Regions from separate parts of the Homo sapiens genome. Here region 2 is linked to region 1. A link is an interaction called in ENCODE POLR2A ChIA-PET data of the cell type or tissue named here. Cell type or tissue: Panc1. All regions are shown on one strand.

Region 1 (4,000 bases):
TCCCTAGTCATTAGGTTGCATCAATGTGTACTGGATTTTAGGAATAAACAATAGCAGCCAATAAAAAAAAATATTGTTGTATTTATTTCATCAGGGTAACCTATGTCAAACTTATTCTGGAATGCCTATTTTATTTTTATGAGAAGTAAAATGATATGACACATTATATTACCTTTGATGTGGCTGTAAGCAGTGAATATAAGACAGTTACAACTCAAACAGAAACTGTTAGGTAATGTTAGAAAGAAACAATTAAGTAGACAGAAAGTTTTCTTTCAAGTACACATAAAAATATAATTTAAAATACTGAGACAGGACTGACAGCTAAAAGAGAAAAAAGAATGCAGAATTGACCAACAAAAGTTAGAGATACTATGAATTTGTAAGGCCATGTTGTAGAAAGCAAGTTTTACAAATAGTGGCTTTTGTTATAAATTCAAATGCATTTTTAGACTTTTTGAAACATATGTATCTGTATCTAAATCATGCCTATATATCCATATCTATCTGTAAACAAGAAGTTATCAAGAATCAATGACATTTTCCTTGACTACAAAAAATAACATAATTTTATCTAGAAGAACTTTATCTCCTTGCCTTCTATAATAAATTATGTACTTAGTCCTTGAGCCTACCATATCTACGGCAAAATATTATTAAATTACTTACCATGTTTTTCATCACTGTTTGTGACTTCAGTCTTTGAGGTGCAAGTCTTATATTTATTTCGCAGCATAATAAAGTCGCTCAAAAGGTCCAAATCATTCTCTTGTTTTTTGCCATGTTCAAAAGATGCTTTTTTAATTATTGAAGAGGAAGGTGATTTAATAGATGGTCCTGTGCAGTCAAGTTCAAAGTGATCGTTATTTTCTTTCTTTTGGATTATTCTGTTTACTGGTTCTTGGTCATTCTTTGGTTTTTCTTCTTTTGCTGCTCCTTTATCAGAGAAATAGTCATCAGAAAAACATAGATCTGGTACTTCTTTTGCCAGAGATGGACTCTTTTGTGGAAGTGATAAATGAGCATTTGTAGATTTTTCATCAATAAGTGCAATAGGTGAAGAATGACTTTTATGTTCTAGACATGCTGAAAACAGAAAATAACAACACACAAGTAACTTCCACACCTAAACGAGTGTTCTATTAGGTATTTGAATAACTTTTAGTTGTGGTTTCTTATTAATGTAATTTGATCTTTATGAGCACTTTGTTTACTGCTTTGAAAATCAATTTTTGGTCTGAATAAAATAAATTTTTAAAAAGGATCAAAATTTAGCACCCTTCTTCTTACTATAGGAGCTAGTTTACCAAGCAAAGAAGACATTCCAGTAAAGCCCTTTTGCTCATAGGCTTATGAATCATACCCTTGCAGGTAACAGTTACTCCATGGGTCAAACACTTACCTACCAGGAAAGCCACAATGGAAAAAAATACTTGCAATACATATAACTGACAAAGGACTGTATCCAAAATATATAAAGAACTCCTTATAACTCTATATTTGAAAAGGAACCCAATTAAAAATTTGGCAAAAGACTTGAACAATAGTTCACATAAGATATGCATATTCTACAAAATAGACGAATCTTGAAAACATGCTAAGTGAAAGAAGTGTCACAAAAGGCCACATATTGTATGATTCCATTTATATAAAATGTCCAGAAAAGGCAAATCTATAGAGAAAGAACAGTGGTTCCAGAGCTGAGTAAAATGGGGAGTGACCACTAATGGGTACAGGATTTCTTTTGGGGATGGTACAAGTTTTCTAAAATGGTTTGTGGTGATGATTGCACAACTCTGGGCTTATATTAAAAACCATGGAATGGTTTACTTTAAATGAGTCAATTGTATGGTATGTGAAATGTATCTTGATAAAGCTGTTACAGGAATACCTCAGAGATATTGTGGGTTCAGTTCTCGACCATCACAATAAAGTAAATATGTTAAGGTGAGTCACACAAATGTTTTGATTTCCCAGTACAAATGTAAAAGTTATGTTTATGCTATACTGCAGTGTATTGTGTACAATAGCATTATGTCTAAACAAACAAGTACATACTTTAATTTTAAAATACTTTATTGCCAAAAAATGCTAATGATCATCTGAGCCTTTACTAAGTCATAAACTTTTTGCAAAGGTGGGGGGTTCTTTTTTCTTTTTTTTTCTTTTTGAGACATGGTCCTCCTCTGTAGCCCAGGCTGGAATGCAGTGCCACAATCATAGCTCACTGCAACCTCCAACTCCTGGGCCCAAGCAGTCCTCCCACCAGCTGAGACTACAGGTGCGTACCACCATGCCAGGCTTTTATTTTTATTTTTATTTTTAGGAGAGACAAAGTTTTGCTATGTTGCCCAGGCTGATCTTGAACTCTTGGGCTCAAGTAATCCTCCCACATTGGCCTCCCAAGTGCTGGAATTACAGGTGAAAGCCACTGTGCCCGGCTAGGGGGTCTTGTCTCAATGTTGACAGCTGCTGACTGTCAGAGTGGTGGTTGCTAAAGGTTGGTGTGGCTGTGGAAATTTCTTAAACTAAGACAACAATGAAGTTTGCCACACTGACTGACTTTTCTTTTCACGAAAGATTTTTCTGTAGCATGTGCTGTTTGACAGCATTTACCCAGAGTAGAACTTCTTTCAAAATTGGAGTCAAGGTCAGGAGCGTGGCTCATGCCTATAATCCCAGCACTTTGGGAAGGCCGAGGCAGGCGGATCATGAGGTCAAGAGATCGAGACCATCCTGGCCAACATGGTGAAACCCATCTCTACTAAAAATACAAAAATTAGCTGGGCATGGTGGCGCATGCCTGTAGTCCCAGCTACTCAGGAGGCTGAGGCAGGAGAATCGCTTGAACCTGAGAGGCGGAGGGTACAGTGAGCCAAGATCATGCTACTGCACTTCAGCCTGGTGAGAGTGAGACTTGGTCTCAAAAAAAAAAAAAAATTGGAGTCAATCCTCTCCAACCCTGCCACTACTTTATCAACTATGTTTATGGAATATTCCAAATCCTTTGTTGTCATTACAACAATGTTCACAGAATCTTCACCAGGGACAGATTCTATCTCAAGAAACCATTTTCTTTGCCCATCCATAAGAAACAACTCCTCATTTGTTCAAGTTTTGGCATGAGATTGCAGCAATTCAACCACACCTTCAGGCTCCACTTCTAATTCTAGTTTTCTTGCTATTTCTACCACATCTGTAGTTACATACTTGCACCACTAAAGTCTTGAACCCTTCAAAATCATCCATGAAGGTTCAAATCAACTTTTTTCTATCTTGCTAATGTTGATATTTTGGCCTCCTCCCAAGAATAAGGAATGTTCTTAATGGCATCTAGAATGGTGAATCCTTTCTCAAAAGTATTTCAATTGACTTTGACTAGATCCATCAGAGGAATCACTATCTATGGCAGCTCTGGCCTTATGAAATGTATTTCTTAAATAATAACACTAGAAAGTAGAAATGACTCCTTGATCCATGGGCTGCAGAATGGATGTTGTGTTAGCAGACATGAAAACAACATTAATCTTCTTGTATATCTCCATCAGAGCTCTTGAATGACCAGGTATGCTGTCAATGAGCAGTAATATTTTGAAAGGAATCTTTTTTTCTGAGTAGTAGGTCTCAACAGTGGCCTTAAAATATTGTAAGCCATGCTGTAAACAGATGTGCTATCATTCTGGCTTTGTTGTTCCATTTATAGAGCACAGAAAGTGTAGACTTATCATAATTCTTAAGGGCCTTAGGATTTTCAGAATGGTAAATGAGCTTTGGCTTCAACAGTCAACAGCTGCATTAGCCCCTAATAGGAGTGTCAGCCTGCCCTTTGAAGCTCTGAAGCCAGACATTGACTGCTTCCTACTGGCTATAAAAGTCCTAGATAACACTTTCTTCAAATAGAACGCTGTTTCATCTACATTGAATATCTGTTGTTTAGTGTAGCCATCTTCATCAATAATATTGGCCAGATCTTCAGGATAACTTGCTGCAGCTTCTACAT
Region 2 (4,000 bases), 460 kb after region 1:
GAGCCTGGGAGGCGGAGGTTGCAGTGAGCCGAGATGGCGCCACCGCACACCAGCCTGAGCAACAGAGTGAGACTCCATCTCAAAAATAAATCAATAAATCAATAAATATGTATTAAGACAGAGCAAGACCCTGTCTCAAAACCAAACAAAAACAATAACACTTTTTGGTTCACAATCTGGTTATGAAAGAAACACAAGTGAATTATGGAACATTTTAATAAAGAAAAATTATAGAGAACAAAATAAAGACTTGTCATGAACATTAAAAACTACACCTGTAGTCCCAGCTACTTGGGAGGCTGAGGCGGGAGAATCATTTGATCCTGGGAGGCAGAGGTTGCGGTAAGCTGAGATCGCGCCATTGCACTCCAGCCTAGGCAACAGAGCAAGATTCTGTCTCAAAAAAAAAATAAAAAGAACTGCCTGAGACTGGGTAATCTATAAACAAAAGAGGTTTAATAGACTCATAGTTTCGCATGGCCGGGGAGGCCTCAGGAAACTTACGGTCATGGTGGAAAGGGAAGCAGGCACCTTCTTCACAAGGCAGCAGGACAGCCAGTGAGAGCACAAGCAGAATTACCATTTATAAAATCATCAGATCTCATGATAATTCACTACCACAAGAACAGCATGGTAGAAACCGCCCCAATAATCCAATCACTTCCCTTCCTTGACATGTGGGGATTACATTTTGAGATGAGATTTGGGTGGGGACACAGAGCCAAACCATATCACCAGTTAAATTTGCATTTCAGATAAACAGTGAATAATGTTTTAGTATCAGTATGTCCCATGCAATATTGTAACAAATACTGCATCAGATATACTTAAACTATGACATTATTTGTTATTTATTTGAAATGCAAATTTAGCTGGGCATACTGTATTTTATCTGGCAACTTCAATTTCACCTCCATTCATCATGCCAAGATGGTCCTTATCTATGCTACAGTTTTAGGAATACGGAAAAAGGTTTCCAAGCATTTCCCACAGCTGCCGGTATTCTGGCCTAAAATTTTACTAACAGAGGATGGGTTTTTTGTGTGTGTTGCCATTGGTTGCAGATTTTATCTCAGGGGCTGTACAGAAAACAAGGATCTGATGGAAAGGAGGATGGAAAATGATGAAATGATGAAAAACACTAAAAATTACATAGCACTTTCTCCATGCCAGGTACTTTTCTGAGCACCTTACACATTTTAACTCCTGTAATCTGTACAACCACTTAATAGCACCTACTATTATCCTGATCTTACAGACGAGGAAACTAAATTACAGAGAAGCAGAATGATTTGCCCAAAGTCTCAGGTGGCAGAACTAGCATTCAAACTTGAGCAGCCTAAGTCCCAAATTGATGCTTTCAGCCACCCTGCTATGGCAATTCTCAGAGGCAGAGCCAGCGTCTGGAGGCCAGGGACGGCTCCAAACGAGTCTTGCTGAAGGTCTACGGAGGCTTGCTAAAGGAATGGGGCTGGAAAGGACCTGGACGAACGCTACGTCACTGCTTGTTTAGCGGTCCCCCGGTTCCAGGAGGTGAAGTCCTAATTCCTTAGCCTGGCATTGTATTGGCAGTCTTCACCACACCCCAATTCCCACCTGAGGCCCAATCTAGCCTCCTATCTAGCAGGTACTTGGTGCTGCTCCCCAAACCTCCCACACGCCCTTATTCCTCTTCCTTAGCATATTCTGTTCCCTCCCCTCACTCTCTTCCATGTCTGTTCAGAGAGAGCGCTCACCAAATAACTATTTGCTCCTCCACCTTCCCCAGCCTCCCTAGCAATTAAGTTGGGACCATATAATTCTGGCTAGTGGATCGTGAGCAGAAGTGACATGTGTCAATTCTCAGACAAGGTATTTAAGAGCTCAAGTATCTAAGAACCAGTGGTCTCTTCCCTGCTGAGAAGACTTTGGAGGCTGTGTGTTTTAGATGGGGCAGCGGCAAGGTGGAGGGCAATAGCCCAACCCATAGAAATGAACTTTTGTTGGTGATAAGCTGTGGATTTTCACGTTTATCTGCGGCCACAACATCACCTAGACTCTTCTGACCAGGATATCATTCAAGACCCTGTCCAGACTGCACTCTGGCCCCTGTCCCTTCCACTGTGCTCCCCTGGTGTTTTCTTTTTTTTTTTTTTTTCCTTTCCCTGGAGACAGGATCTTGCTCCGTGCCCAGGCTGGAGTGCAGTGGTGCAATCACAGTTCACTGCAACCTCGACCTCCTGGGCTCAAGTAATCCTCCCACCTCAGCCTCCAAGTAGCCAGGACTACAGGTGCATGCCACCATGCCTACGTTTTTTTATTTTTTGTAGAGATGAGGTCTCACTACATTAACTAGGCTGCTCTCAAACTCCTGTGCTCAAGTGATCCTCCCACTTTGGCCTCCCATCATGCTGGGATTTGAGGCATGAGCCACTGTGCTGGGCCTCCCCTGGTGTTTTCTAAACCCCTCCCTTAGTTCTTAGTAAAGCTTAGTAAACGCCTGCCTGCTTAGTTCTTTTTCTCCCGCTAATCAGGGCTCAGGAACCTTGTCTCATTTGACTTTGTGACTGCAGACATTTACATAGAACTTTAGCATGTGCTGAATGAACGAATGAGCCAATGATTTACTGAGTTTAGACCAAGACTTCTCTTTAAATTCTTTTCAACCTAAAGATACTTGTGGAATTGCCCTGCTCACGCTAAAGACGTTACCTCTCCAGCTGTTACCTCTGCTATTACTTAAGTAAAGGATAGCCTCCCTTTAAATAGGTCTGAAGTCTTTGGAAATTCAATTACATGTAGCTGTGTTATTTATATAGTGGCTGGTAACCAGAAGAGAAAGAGATTGTGGGTGATGACATTCATTCTTAGTCACAAATTAAAAGGGAAACATGACAATGACATTCCCACTGTGAGAGAAAAGGTCACCAGGCATTGAGAAGCCCTAATTGCAAGGCTGTGTTCACATTCTAATCATCTGTACTTCCTGGGGATGTCACTACCAGTGATGCAGAAAGGCTAAGTCCATCGTCTACTTAGCAGAAAGAGGGAACGTTATTTCCCTAAACATTTGCTGTCTTGAGATCAGTGATTCTCAACCAGGGAAGGCAGGCAGACAGCCTGAGCTCAGGAGTTCGAGATCACCCTAGGCAACATGGTGAAACCCCATCTCTACTAAAATACAACAACTTAGCCAGGCGTGGTAACACGTGCCTGTAGTCCCAGCTACTCGGGAGGCTGAGGCAAGAGAATCGCTTGAGCCCAGGAGGCAGAGGTTGCAGTGAGCTGAGACTGCTCCACTGCACTCCAGCTTGGGCTACAGAGTAAGATTCTGTCTCTAAATAAATAAATAAATAAAATAAAGTTTGTAAGTGGCCAAAGAAATATTCACTTGGATAAATTTAGAAACTGTTGCCCTACTTTGGGACCAGACTAACATTTTCAAACTTTTCAAAAAAGGCTAATGTGCAATTGAGCTTGTTTTGTTTGGAATACAGAGTTGAAGTTCTGAAGACATTTAATCTGAAACACGAAGGCTCAAATACCAACTGTGTTGTTCCTTTCAACATTTATTACAAAAATCTATTTCTAGAGTCTTCAGGTTGATATTAAAATGTCTTTTCTTCACAGTTTACTGGGAGCAGAAAAAAAAAAGTCTTTTCATTTTCTCATCTTGATGACTCTCTAAAAGACAGGATTTTGAGATTGGTTACCAAGAAAAACAAACTCCAACCTCCTCCAGCCCAGCTGCAGGATAAATTCAAGCTATCAGTTTTCCTTGTGTCAGAGGTGGACCCAAATTTTCTCTGTGAAACTCCAAGGGGAAACTCTTTCCTCCTGACATTTTGTCCTCTTTGCCAGAAAAAGCCTCAAGAAGGGTTTAAGTAACACAGCTTTGAGTCAGTTGCGTAAGAAAACATTTAGAAAAGCACTTTCAGAAATTCAGAGATAAAGTAGTTCCCTGTTTACCAAAAAGAAGAGAACCAACTTCATACGCCATTTTATCAGTTCCATCAATGTC

Evidence for each region. ChIA-PET counts read pairs that join two places held together with the same protein. Peaks named below come from ENCODE experiments on the same cell type or tissue, not always from the same donor. Only the 100,000 strongest peaks of a DNase experiment are listed, where the experiment ranks them.
Region 2: POLR2A ChIA-PET joins it to region 1 with 8 read pairs; 2 of 35 experiments call an interaction of 5 or more read pairs at or near these places.

The regions. Positions count from the first base shown.
Region 1 is chr9:111,726,964-111,730,963 of GRCh38, forward strand. SHOC1 (shortage in chiasmata 1) reads right to left here. Exons shown (of 28, transcript NM_001378211.1): 13 at 670-1,086. Among named protein-coding and RNA genes, the nearest start is that of SHOC1, 66 kb to the right of the region's middle. In Panc1, no CTCF peak of the experiment used is centred here; a DNase peak (open chromatin) is centred at 1,878; H3K27ac peaks cover 3,694 bases.
Region 2 is chr9:112,191,262-112,195,261 of GRCh38, forward strand. No RefSeq gene overlaps it. Among named protein-coding and RNA genes, the nearest start is that of SUSD1, 18 kb to the left of the region's middle. In Panc1, no CTCF peak of the experiment used is centred here; no DNase peak of the experiment used is centred here.